Linked DNA regions of Homo sapiens: region 2 is linked to region 1. Evidence: read pairs that join two places in POLR2A ChIA-PET (ENCODE). Cell type or tissue: K562. All regions are shown on one strand. Links, peaks and the distances in the headings refer to the core of each region. The heading gives the core; the rest is flanking DNA.

Region 1 (6,012 bases), core at 70-2,569:
TCAGAGACACTCAGGTAGAGACTAGGGCCTCTGGAGGCCTCACCTTCAGTTCTGTGAACCCCTGGCTGGCCGCTTCCAGCCACGCTAGCCACCCTCCAGCGTCCAAATGAGGCAGCCACAGCTCCCCTGCCAAGGTCTTGGTCTCCAGTCCACCCCAACCGTGAGGTCCTGACTGCCCAGAGCCTCAGTCCCCACCCTTCAGCCTCCCCACCAGCCCAAGATCCTGACCCCCCAGGGCCTAAGTCCCCAGCCTCCCCAACAGCCCAGGGTCCTGACCCCCCAGGGCCTCAGGCCCTGGCCTCCCCACCAGCCCAAGGTCTTGAACACACCAGGGCCTCAATTCCCAGCCTCCCCACCAGCTCAAGGTCCTGACTCCCCCAGAGCCTCAGTCCCAGCCTCCATAGCAGCCCAAGGTCCTGACCCCCCAGGGCCTCAGTCCCCAGCCACTCCACCAGCCCCAAAGTCCTGACTCCCCAGAGCCTTGATTCTCGGCCTCCCCACCAGCCCAAAGTCCTGACTCCCTCACTGCCCTGCTGTTCCCCTGGCAGGAGCCCAAGGCTATCCCAACAAAAATGGTGGCCATGTTGGGCGGAGGAAGAGGCTGGCGCCCCTTGAGACACTGGTCCCACTTCTCAGCCTCTGCGTACCCTCTGCCATCCCCGCCTTACTCTCCAGCCCTCCTCCTTGGACACCTCTTTCCCCGCCTGGGGTCCCGGAGCCATTTTACCTTCCTTCACTAGAGAGGGTTTCAAGGCGCTTTGCCCTGAGCTTCCCGCATGGGGCTTGCACCCAAGCTCCTCGACACCCCCAACGCGCCTCCACCCAGACCAGCAGCCCAAGCCCCTAGAGGCCCCGAGCTGAGGAGCCCCAGTTGGGGCAGCAGTGAAGGTCCGGATCCTTACCTGAGGCTGCAGGGCGGAGGAGAGCTCGCCCTGTGCTCCAGGCTCCGAAGTGGGGTTCCCTTCAGGGAGGGCAGGGCTTATAACCCCGAGGCCACGTGGGCCAGATCTCAGGGCGCCCAACGGTCTCAGAGCGCGCCCCGCCCCCGCCCGCAGGGGATGAGCGCCCTCCCTCCCTCCCTCCCTGGGGAGGACAGACTGACAGGAAACAGAAGGGGGTGGGCCCGCGGGAGGGCTGGGGACCCTCTCTCATGCCCTGGGCAGGTGGCTTCCGGCCCCAGCTGCCCTTCCCCCCGTGGCACCAGCTCCAAGGGATGGCTCAAGAGCCTGGGACTGACTCAGGGCATTGAGGGTGACCCCAGAAGACCAGGGCTCCTCGACAGGGCCCTCGGTGAGTGCCCAAAACGGGGAGTCCAGAATTCCAGCACAAGAAAAGGACCTTCTCTCTGAGCCCCACCGCTGCTGACCTCAGCCCAGAAAACTCCCTTCCCTTCCCAACACTCAGGCCAGGCCCTGGCTCCTCTGCGTGTGCTCCCGAGGGCCATGGAGGTGCTGATGCATGAAGGGCGTCCATGGAGACTGTTGTCCTCAGCACCCCACAAAGCCACCCCTCCTGCAGCCTCAGCCTGCAGGGCACAGTGCGGGGGACACTCTCAGGCCCGGTGGACTGATGGCACTAGGCTAGGTGTTCACGCTCTCTTTGGGACCTGTGGGGACAAGAGGGCAGGGCAGAGCTGGGTGAGGATCAGGTCCTAAGGTGGGGCACAGGTGCTATGCGGAGAGAAGGGGGCTTGGAGGAGTGGCGGGAAAGAGGCTCGAGGGAAGGTTCTGGCGGCCACCGGATGTGGGCATGGGGCCCACCCACCTGCATGCCACCCCCGATTTCCCCATGGGGAAGGCAGGAAGCTGCCCAGCCCAGGGCCCCTGGCTGGGGGAGGGGAGTAGGGTGTGGGGGTGGGCAGGGGACAGCGTCGGCTGAGCCCAGCCCATACCATCTTCCCCCAGCGTTCTCCAAGCCTCTCCATGGGCTTGGCTCTGGAAGCAAGAGGAATGGGTTTGGGGAGGTAGGAGCGGTAGAGAGAAAACCACCCAGTGACTCCTTCCCAGAAGGCCATGGACCTCTTCTCTGGGTCCTCCGTTTAGGCCCACACAGACCTTAGGGAGCTGTCAGATTCAGGGCCTAGAAGAGGACTGGCATGGGGGCAGTGGGGAGGGAGATGGCCCCACATCCTTCCCTCCAGGAAGGGGGTCCTTCAACCTGGAAAGTTGCCCCATTCCCAGGTCCCTAAAATGGGACAGAGAAAGGGGGAATGGGGCCTTTCACCCCCTTGAGTCTAAAGAGAAAGTGGTGAGGAGGGTTGCCTTGCAGGGCCAGCTGGCCAGAAATGGGGCGATACTCCTTTAAGAGACCACCGCTGCCTCTGACCTGGGTGGAGGGGAAGTGGCTGCCCCAGGCGATAAGAGGATAAGAATATCAAAGTTGTGCAGTAACCTGGGTTCCTGGACCCCCATTCTTCAGGGCTCCTCCCCTGAGAGCATCTTACCTCCTACTCCTGCTTATGATGCCTCCATAGCCCTCACTTCAGAGGCGTCCTGTCCCCACAAAAGAGAGTCACAGAATGGGACCCAGGAGCCCGGCTTCTGGGCCCAGCTATGCCATAGACCCCTCAGCATGTGACCTGTGGCGAGTCAGAGCTGAGGTTCCAAGGGACACACATGGCTCCAACAGTCTCCAATCTAGCCCTTCTCCTGTCCTGAGCAGGGTGAGGTGTCCCTGCTGCCTGTTGTCTTGTGACAACAGAGGCTGATTTTCTCTGTACAACCTCAATGCCTAAAGACCACCAATAGTTTTTATTTTTATTTATCTATTTTCTTTTTTTGAGAAGAGAGCTTAGGGCCCAGCTTCTCTGTCAACGGAGCTTCTGGGGTCAGGGGGTTTCTGGATAGTCTAGGCCCTCTGCTGGTTCCCATCCCGAGGCTGGGGCTAAAGAAGGATGGAATGAGGACCTGGACTTTCCCCAGCCCAGCGATGACTCCCGACTCTGCTGGGCCTCAAACCAGAAGAAATGGTACAGGGCCAGAGACAAAATCAAGGACAGGGGAAGGGGCAGAGTCTAAAATAAGAATACAGAGACAATAAGAAACTTTGTGAGAATGGCTAGGATACATGGAATGGGCCGTCCACCTGTGACTGGAACAAGGCTGCTGGACTCGAAGCCTGACGTAGGCTGCCACCACCCAGATGCGTGGCCTGTGTGACTGACCAGCAGGTGCCTGAGGGAAGAGCAGCCAGTGCCTGCATGGAAACACACATGCAGACACAGCGGCCCAGAGAGCCCAAAACATTCAGACACAGACACGCTGTCGCCGACACACCCCGCAGTCCTGTACACACACCTAGAGGAGGCCTATCTACACTCCTGGACACACCTGCGTCCTCCCCAAGAGACACAGGGAGGGTCACCTGGGAATCTGGGGCCAGTGCTTGACAGGGTGACTGGAAGGAGCTGGGGGTGGATTCAGAACATAAGTACCTCTGTGAGAGTGGCCTGGCTCCCACTCCTGCCTCCAAAGCCACCTGTTGCCTGAGTTCCCCAGGATGAGAAAAACCAAACCCTTGATGTCTTTGTGGAGAGAGGAGTTCAAGTTGATACTTCAAACTCCGCCTCCTTGGCGGCCGATCCAGGTTCAAGCAGGCTGTCACTGGGCAACCTTGGCTCACTTGGACTTGCTGTCAAAAGTCCCCCACGGCCCTCCCTGGTTCTGACATTCAGATTCTTGCTCAGAGGAAGTAGGGGGCGGGGGCGGCAGGAACAAGGTGGGAACAGCCCTTCATCAGGATAGAGGGATCTGGGCTTGGAATCCTGGAGGGCTCCAGGCTCATGGTCCCTCACTGCCACCCCCACCTTACCGACCTGGGGGACAACCATCTCTGTGTGCCAAGCTGAGGCTGTGGGTAGGCAAAGGTGAGCCGGCAGAGAAAAGGACACAGGACCTGTCCTTGGGCACTCCCAGCCTGATAGGCAGTGTGTACGAGTGTGTGTGTCAGTGCAAGTGAGTGTCTTGTACCCAAAGCAGGGGCAGAGCTTCAGGTCTGATGGGGACACTTGGTTCCTACTTCTAGTGAGCACTGAATCTGAGGGTGAAGTAGACACACACATCTACATTTAACATAGTAACGGCAACAGGCACAAGGCCATCCCAGGTGGCAGTTGCCAGGGCCCAAGGGGCTGGGATGTTGGATGCTGTAGTAGCAACCTTAGAGTCACAGGAGTCCCATCAGAGAAGGCTTCCTGGAGAATGTGAGTACAGGTGGAAGAGGGTTTAGAAGGAGAGATTGGGCAAGGAGGAGAAACAGGGAGAAAATTGTCTTTTGAAGGCCTAATGCCTGTAAGGAGAGCAGGCCCAGAGGGTGGAAGAAATGACACAAGCTCATTGTCCGCACATGAAGGCAGAAAAGAAAACCAACCCTTCCCTGCCATCTGCATGGGCCTGGGGCCCTCACTCACAGGCAGGCAAGCAGCCAGTGGGAGATGGCAGCCCAGATAACCTGCCTTACAAAGAGCCAACAAGAGAGAAGCCACAGACTTAACCACTCACAAACAGGAAGTCCAGAAGGCAGAGCAGACCCGCCCTCCAGTAAGCTACAGTTGGGGACAGGCCTGGCCACAAAGGAGGGAAACTGAGCCCCTAGCATTGCAAAATGGGGCTAAAGCAAATTGGAGTCAATAGTCCCAAATGTTGAGACCCTTCCCCATCTCCCTGGAGGGGCAGCCAAGGGAAGCAGGTGCCAAGAGAGGCAAGTGCCTTAAGAACCTAAGACAGCCCATGTCCCCTACAGAGATCATCTCAGCACCTCAGAAGATCTGTCTCATCTCAGAGCCTTGGGAGCACAAGGAGTGCTAAAGGGCCTCCAGGCAAGGAGGGCGGGCAAACTGGCTGCCCCTCAGCCCCTGCCTGCTCGTACCAGACTCCCCTAGGTTTAATTTCATACTCTCCTGCTCTACTCTGTCTGGCAAGGGGCAGCTCCAATGCACAGTGGCCCACACTAGGAGGTCACTTCGCACTGGGGCAGGGTTCTGGCTCAGATCTCCTGGGATCATAAGACCCAAGGACTTTTAAGCAGCAAGGTTAGGCAGCAACTGGTCCCGAGTCAGGAAACAGAGCTGCAAGCCCAGAGAGAGGCAGAAGGCAGCCTGAGGTCACAAAACAAGTTAGGGCCAAGTTGGGTTCTTTCCACAACATCTGGGAAAAGGCAGGACGGGCTGGGTGGAAAGGGGGTGTGGGTGTGAGGAAGGCTACCCTGACCACTGCTGTGGGAGTGGCCGTGAAACCAGAAGCTTTCTCCTCTGGGATCTTCTGGGGACACAAGTGGAGAGATGAAAGCTCCCTCTGGACTCTCTCCACACACAGGTGCTGGGTTTAACTTGCATAGCTGCACCTGCTCCAGTTCCAACTGCTGCAAATAAATTGTGTGTGTATGTGTGGCGGGGACAGGGAGGGGGTCCAAGAGCTGGTTTTCTGCCTGGAACCCACTACAATCCCTCATCAGCCCCACTCCCTATCCCAACATCAGGATCACCAAGCAGAGGATAAAATTAAGTGTCAAGAAACTAGGGGTCTAATCCTCACCCTGTGATTATTTATGGTACAATTCTGGGCCAGTCACTGAATCTGCCCCTAAACCCCAGCCTGTTTCTTCACCTATAAAAATGGGGAGGGAGTTGACCAAAAGACTTGTTTGTGCTCTAGGAAGTCCCCAAGAGCACAGGAGCCCAGAGACCTCGCAGGAGGAAGCAGCAGTATCTGTGTTCCAAATCCTGCCCAGCCCCCAGGCAGCCATGGTATCTTCTCAGCTGGCTCGAGGGCACACCTCCCAAAATGCAGAGAAGGCAGGGTGGCTAGGAATGGCTCTAGTAGAATTCTCCCCTTATCTTGTCTGGAAACAAGGGGCAAAGAGCTATCTATTTCCTCCTGCCAGCCTCCTGCCCCCAACAGGATTCCTCACATCCCAGGACCAGCTGGAAAAGGTGGTGAGAGTTGGAAAGAGACTGCTCAGTGAGGACTGCCCTGCGAACCAGCTTGGATTCATCCCGTTCACCTCCACGTTCTG
Region 2 (7,350 bases), core at 2,705-5,204, 100 kb after region 1:
TTTTGGAACTAAATAGAGGTGGAGGTTGTATATCATTATGAATGTACTATATGCCACTTAATCGTACACTTTAAAATGTTTAACTTATAGCGAGGCATGGTGGCCCATGCCTGTAGTCTCAGGAGGCTGAGGCAGGAGGATTGCTTGAGCCCAGCAGGCAGAGGTTGCAGTGAGCCAAGATCATACCACTGCACCCCAGCTTGGGGGACAGAGCAAGACCCTGTCTAAAAAAATAAAAACTAAAAAACTAAATGTTTGGCCAGGCGTGGTGGCTCACACCTGTAATCCCAACACTTTGGGGAGGCCGAAGTGGATGGATCACCTGAGGTCAGGAGTTTGAGACCAGCCTGGCCAACATGGTGAAACCTGATCTCTACTAAAAATACAAAATCAGCCGGGCATGGTGGCGGGCGCCTGTAATCCCAGCTGCTTGGGAGGCTGAGGCAGGAGAATCACTTGAGCCCAGGAGGTGGAGGTTGCAGTGAGCCAAGATCACACCACTGCACTCCAGCCTGGGCAACAAAGCAAGACTCTGTAAAAAAAAAAAAAAATTAAATGTTTAATTCTATGTTAATTTTACCTTAAAAAAAAAAGGTATATTTTCCTGTCAATTTGAAATGACCAGACAAAAAGAAGGGGAAAGCAGGAAATGGCTATAAATACAAAATTCATAGTTATGGTTGACTTTGTCAACCTCATTGGATTAAGAAATACCTAGAAATCTGGTAGAGCATTATCTTTGTTTTTTTTACTGTTTTTGTTTTGTTTTGTTTTGTTTTTTCAGATGGAGTCTCACTCATTCTGTCTCCCAGGCTGGAGCACAGTGGCGCAATCTGGGCTCACTGCAACCTCTGCCTCCCAGGTTCAAGCAATTCTCCTGCCTCAGCCTCCCAAGTAGCTGGGATTACAGGCACCCACCACCACACCCGGCTCATTTTTGTATTTTTAGTAGATGGGGTTTTGCCATGTTGGCCAGGCTAGTCTTGAACTCCTGACCTCAGATTATCTACCCACCTCAGCCTCCCAAAGTACTAGGATTACAGGTGTGAGCCACTGTACCTGGCCTGGTAAAGCATTATCTTTGGATATGTGTCTGTGTTTCTAGAGAAGATTAGCATGTGAGTCTGAGTGGACTAGGTGGGGAAGATCTGCTCTCAATATGGGTAGGCACCATCCAGTCAGCCAGGGGCCCAGAGAGAACAAAAATGGAGAAAAGGCAAGTGTGTCTGCAGCTGGGGTACACTCTTCCTCTCCTGTCCTTGCACATCAAAACTCTAGACTCCCCAGCCTTTGTACTCTGGGACTTACACCACAAGCCCCCTTGGCTCTTAGGCTCTAGTCTTGGACAAGTTACACCATTGGCTTCCCTGGTTCTGTGGCCTTTACACTTGGACTGAGCTACACTGCCAGGGTCTCCAGCTTACAGACAGCTTGTGTGGGACTTCTCAGCCTCCATAACAGTATATGCCAATTTCCCTAATAAATCCCCTCTTATATGTCTATATACAGTCAGGAGTCACTTAACAATGGGGATATGTTCTGAAAAATGTGTCATCAGGTGATTTTGTCCCCGCACAAATATCACATTGTATATTTACACAAACCTAGATGGTATAGCCTACTACATACTGATATAGTTTGGCTGTCCCCAACCCAAATCCCACCTTGAATTCCCACATGTTGTGGGAGAGACCTGGTAGGAGGTAACTGAATCATGGGGGCAGGTTTTCCCGTGCTGTTCTGATGATAGTGAATAGTCTCATGAGACCTGATGGATTTATAAGGGGGAGTTTCCCTTCAGAAGCTCTCTTCTCTTGTCTGTTGCCATGTGAAACATGCCTTTCACCTTCCACCATGATTGTGAGGCCTCCCAGACACGTGGAACTGTAAGTCTATTAAACCTCTTTCTTTTGTAAATTGCCCAGTCTCGGGTATGTCTTTATCAGCAGTGTGAAATCGGACTAACACACATACCAAGGCTATATGGTATAGCCTATTTCTCTTAGGATACAAACCAGTACAGCAAGTTACTATGCTGAACACTGTAGGCAATTATAACACAATAGTAAGTATTTATGTATCTAAACATAGAAAAGGTACCATAAAACTACAGTGTTACAATCTTACGGGACCACTGTTCCATATACATGGTCTGTCATTGACTGAATGTCATTATTTACAATCTTACGGGACCACTGTTCCATATATATGGTCTGTCATTGACTGAATGTCATTATGCCGTGCATGACCATATATATCCTATTGGTTCTATCACTCTGTAAGACCCTGACTAATACACATACCAAAACATATCTTAGTTTTCAGTATCAGAGCATGGTAATGAGATATGGAATGGTGTCTTTTGTAAAACATACACAATTCTTGTTTCCAGCAGAAGAGAACTGTAGAAGACACCACTTGTGTAACCCTATTGGACCTAGCACAGTACCAAGCCCAAGGCAGGCATTCAGTAAGTACTTGCTAAAAGAAACCTGAGGGTGGTTTGACTTCCCAAATATTCAAACCTTACCTCTTAGTGGTTAACTAAAAGACTGCTCATAGAGACAAAATGTAGACATAGACACAGACACAGAAAGTAGAATGGTGGCTACCAGCATTCAGGGGACAGTGGAAATGGAGACTTACTGTTTAATGGGTATAGAGTTTCAGTTTTGCAAGATGAAAAGAGTTCTGGAGAGAAATGGTGGTGATGGTAGCAGTGGCATTAACTGAACTGTACATTTTCAAATGGTTAAGATGGTAAATTTTATGAGCATTTATCACAATTTTTTAAAAGACTGCATTTTTCCATAAATTTTTAAAAAGTACATTAGTAAGATAAGAATGTATATGGAGAAAAAAAGCAACTCATTCATTTATTTATCCAACAAGGAGTGCCACAGGTAATATTCTAGGTCCTGGGGATACAACAATGGGTAAAACAACCACAGAGAACCAACCTTCTAGAAAGAGTGGGGGTGGGAATTATAGAAAAATAGCAAGTAGTAATAGGCACTGCAGAAGAAAAACAAAGAAGAATAAAGACTGAAGGAGGGCAGGACATGGGGAACAGGGTGCCATTTCAGATGGCATGGTCAGGAAGATTTCTGTGATGATCTGGCATCTGAGCAGAGGACTGAATGAAATGAAGGAACACACCATGTGAAAATCTGGGTGAAAAACATTTCAGGCAGAGACAATAGCAAGTGTAAAGGCTGGAGCATTCTTGGTATGCTTAAACAATAGTGAAGAAACTGCTGGGGCTGGACTAGATGAGGGAGATAGAAGGTGGTAGGGGATGAAGCCAGAACAGTTGCCAGGAGCCAAATCATTCAGCATCTTGAAGACCACAGTAAGGATTCTCAGATTTTCTTCTACATATATATATATAGAAAACTATTAAATAAATTTAGATGGGAAAATAATTACTGATTTAAGAGATCACTCTGGCAGAAAGACTGTAGGGGCCAAGAGCAGAAGCAGAAAAACCTTAAGAAGCTACTGCAGTCATCTAGGCAAGAGAAAGTAGTAGCTTGGACCATGGCGACACCAAATAAAGGAGGTGAGAAATGGTCAGATTCTGGATCTGCATCTACAGTGAGCTGATAAGATTTGCTGATGGACTGGACATGTGAGAGAAGGGAGTCAAGGGAGACTCCAAGAGTTGTGGCTGACCAGATGACTAGAAGTACCATTCATTCATTCATTCATTCATTCATTCATCTGAGACAAGGTCTTGCTCTGTTGCCCAGGCTGGAGTGCAGTGGCACAATCACAGCTCACTACAACCTCTGCCTCCCAGGCTCAAGCAATTATCCCACCTCAGCCTTCCGAGTAGCTGGGACCACAAGCACCTGCCACCAAGCATGTTTTTTGTAGAGACATGGTTTCACCATGTTGGCCAAGCTAGTCTCGCTTAAGCCCAAGTGACCTGCCCACCTTGGCCTCCTAAAGTGCTGGGATTACAGGTATGAGCCACCACGCCTGGCCAATACTATTTATTTATAAGTAAATAAGTAAAATTGGGGAAAAGGTAGAATATATTAAGCTTGGGACACCTACTGGACATCCAAAGACGTAGCGTAGGCAGTAGTGTATACAAGTGAGGTTCAGAGAAGATTGAGACTTAAGATACAGATTTCGGAGACACCACTACAAAGGTGATAATAAAAGCATGAGACTGGTTAAGATTACCTAGGAATTGAATAGAGAGAGAGAAAGAATTGAGCTCTGGGGTTCATCAATATTTAGAAATTAGGAAAGTTGAAGAGTATTCAGTAAAAGAAACTACAGAGTTGGCCAGTGAAAACTAGGAAAGGGAGATGTTCCACAAGCCAGAAGAAAGCATTTCAGGAAGGTTGAAATAATCTGTTCAAATGCTGCTGAGGTGAATTAAGTAAAATACGGACTGATAATTGGCTACTGGATTTGGCAACATGGCAGTCATTGGAAACCTTGACAAATGAAGTTTCAGTTGAGCAGAAGAAAGAAAAATCTGCTTGGAGTAGTTGAAGTAAGGATATGCTTCCAAGGAGCTTTGCTCTAAGGAAAGCAGAAAAAGTAGAGGAATAGCTACATGGAGGTATGAAGGAAAGGTCAAAGGGATTTTTTTTTTTTTTTTTTTTAGATGGAGCTTCACTCTTGTCGCCCAGGCTGAAGTGCAGTGGCGTGTTCTTGGCTCAGTGCAACCTCCGCCTCCCGGATTCAATTGATTCTCCTGCCTCAGCCTCCCGAGTAGCTGGGATTACAGGCGCATGCCACCCCGCCTGGTTAATTTTGTATTTTTAGTAGAGACGGGGTTTCACCATATTGGCCAGGTTGGTCAAGAACTCCTGACCTCAGGTGATCCACCCGCCTCAACCTCCCAAAGTGCTGGGATTACAGGCGTGAGCCACTGTGCCTGGCCCAAAGGGATTTTTAAAACATAGAACCTATGACGACATGTTTGCATGCTGATGGGAATTATCTAACATAAAAGATAAAATGTTAGGCCGGGCGTAGTGGCTCATGCCTATAATCCCAGCACTTTGGGAGGAAATCGAGACCATCCCGGCCAACAAGGTAAAACTCCATCTCTACTAAAAATACAAAAATTAGCTGGATGTGGCAGCGCGTGCCTGTAATTCCAGCTACTTGGGAAGAGGCTGAGGCAGGAGAATCGCTTGACCTGGGAGGCGGAGGTTGCAGTGAGCCGAGATCTTGCCACTGAACTCCAGCCTGGCAACAGAGCTAGACTCCATCTCAAAAAAAAAAAAAAGATAAAATGTGGCCAGGCACTGTGGCTCACTCTTATAATCCCAGCACTTTGGAGGCCAAGGCAGGAGGATCACTTGAGACCAGGAAATCAAGACAACCTGGGCAACATGGCAAGACCCTGTCTCTATAAAAATTAAAAAAATTAGCTGGGCATGGTGGCATGAGCCTGTGGTCCCAGTTACTCAGGAGGCTGAGATGGGAGGATTGCTTGAGCCGGGAAGTCGAGGTTGCAGTGAGCTGTATTCACACCACTACACTCCAGCGTGGATGACAGAGGAAGACTCTGCCTTAGGGGGAAAGCAAAAATAAAGATACAATGTGATTATTGAAGAGTAAGGGGGATAGCAGTAGGTCCTAAGTCTGTGAGTACACCAAAGGGGACAGGATTCTGTATACAAATGAAAGGACTGGCCCTTTTCCATTATAACAGAAGGAAAGGCAGCGTGTAGGGTTACAATTGGAAGTAGACTGATAAATATGTTGGTGGGAAGATATGAAAGCTTCATTCTAGCTGCTTCTATTTTCTCAGTAAGATATAAAACAGGGTCACAGCCACGAATGAAGAGAGAGGAGGAGTGTTGGAAACGGAGCAGAGAGGACAGGATATAATAGAGTGGCTTTGGAGAATGGGGAATATATTGACTAGAAAATATTATAGGACTGCTGCAACACTGACAGCCTACGTGAATTTAAAGTGAGACTAAGGCGGGGTGCAGTAGCTCATGCCTGTAATCCCAGCACTTTGGGAGGCCAAGGTGGGTAGATCACCTGAGGTCAGGAGTTCAAGACCAACCTGGCCAACATGGCAAGACCCCATCTCTACTAAAAATACAAAAATCAGTTGTGTGGTGGCTCATGCCTGTAGTCTCAGCTATTTGGGAGGCTGAAGCACGAGAATCGCTTGAACCCAGGAGGCGGAGGTTGCAGTGAGTCGAGATCACGCCACTGCACTCCAGCCTAGGCAACAGAGTGAGATTCCAGCTCAATAAATAAACAAATAAATAAATAAATAGAGACTAGCCATCTGAAAAGTAACCAGTGGTAATAAACATAAGAACAGTAAATATTGGCTGGGCGCTGTGGCTCATGCCTGTAATCCCAGCACTTTGGGAGGCTGAGGCGAGCAGGAGATCGAGACCATCCTGGCTAACATGGTGAAACCCCATCTCTACTAAATATACAAAAAATTAGCCGGGCATGGTGGCGGGCGCCTGTAGTCCCAGCTACTCGGGAGGCTGAGGCAGGAGAATGGTGTGAACCTGGGAGGTGGAGCTTGTAGTGAGCCAAGATCACGCCACTGCACCGCAGCCTGGGCGACAGAGCGAGACTCCATCTCAAAAAAAAAAAAAAAAAAAAAGTAAATGTTATAAAAATAGCTAAAATTCTATTGCTACTATGTATGGACTACTTACTATGTAACCCAGCATAATACTAAGCCAGTTCTATGATTTATATCATTATAATCCATATTCCTCATTTTGCAGATGAGGACACCAAAGCTCAGTTAGGTAAACACGTCCAAGGTCACACAGTAAAGAGCAGAATCCAGGTTTTAATGCAGGTTTTTCTAACACCAAAAGCTTTCTTTCTAACCATATGCTGTACTGTTTTTAATGAGCAGTATATTAATCTCACACATTGACTTTGGTTAAGGTCTCTTAATGCCATGGGACCTTACATATAGCCATGTTTTCATAGACCAACTGCTAGGCCAAGGTCTATCAGAGCAGAATCATTTGCAACTTCATGAATTGTATTTCTGCCTACACTTTAATTAAAAAACTTTTTTTTTTTTTAGCAGAGAGGTTCTAGCTTAATCATAACTCATTTTCCTCTTGTCCATAATAAAATGAAAATGTGATTAGGTGTCATAATGATGCCAAGATTTCACAACTCTTATGTTTCACAGCAGGAAGCCAACATCAATTAAGACTCATCTATTAACTGCACTGACCAAAGGATAAGGCTTTACTTAGAAAAAAAAAACAACAGGAAGAGTTAATAAAGATAATTACTGTGCTAATTATTTTATCAGTTACACTTATAACCATAACATGTAGTGAAAGAGAGGAAATTATTTTTTTAACAGCAGGC

Evidence for each region. ChIA-PET counts read pairs that join two places held together with the same protein. Peaks named below come from ENCODE experiments on the same cell type or tissue, not always from the same donor. Only the 100,000 strongest peaks of a DNase experiment are listed, where the experiment ranks them.
Region 2: POLR2A ChIA-PET joins it to region 1 with 10 read pairs; 10 of 35 experiments call an interaction of 5 or more read pairs at or near these places.

What each region holds. Positions count from the first base shown.
Region 1 is chr17:58,331,568-58,337,579 of GRCh38, forward strand. It overlaps TSPOAP1-AS1 (TSPOAP1, SUPT4H1 and RNF43 antisense RNA 1), which reads left to right. Exons shown (of 5, transcript NR_038410.1): 3 at 5,881-6,012. It overlaps MIR142HG (MIR142 host genes), which reads right to left and starts at 953. Exons shown (of 1, transcript NR_186557.1): 1 at 1-953. MIR4736 (microRNA 4736) reads right to left here and starts at 4,455; the gene lies at 4,409-4,455. RefSeq lists enhancers at 781-850, 1,351-1,420, 2,011-2,100, 2,681-2,730, 3,755-4,255 and 6 more and a silencer at 961-1,270. In K562, for the core only: no CTCF peak of the experiment used is centred there; DNase peaks (open chromatin) are centred at 240, 1,014 and 2,363; H3K4me3 peaks cover 2,500 bases.
Region 2 is chr17:58,429,307-58,436,656 of GRCh38, forward strand. All of the region lies in intron 5 of HSF5 (heat shock transcription factor 5), which reads right to left. Among named protein-coding and RNA genes, the nearest start is that of RNF43, 15 kb to the left of the region's middle. In K562, for the core only: a CTCF peak has its summit at 4,061 (motif pointing left); no DNase peak of the experiment used is centred there.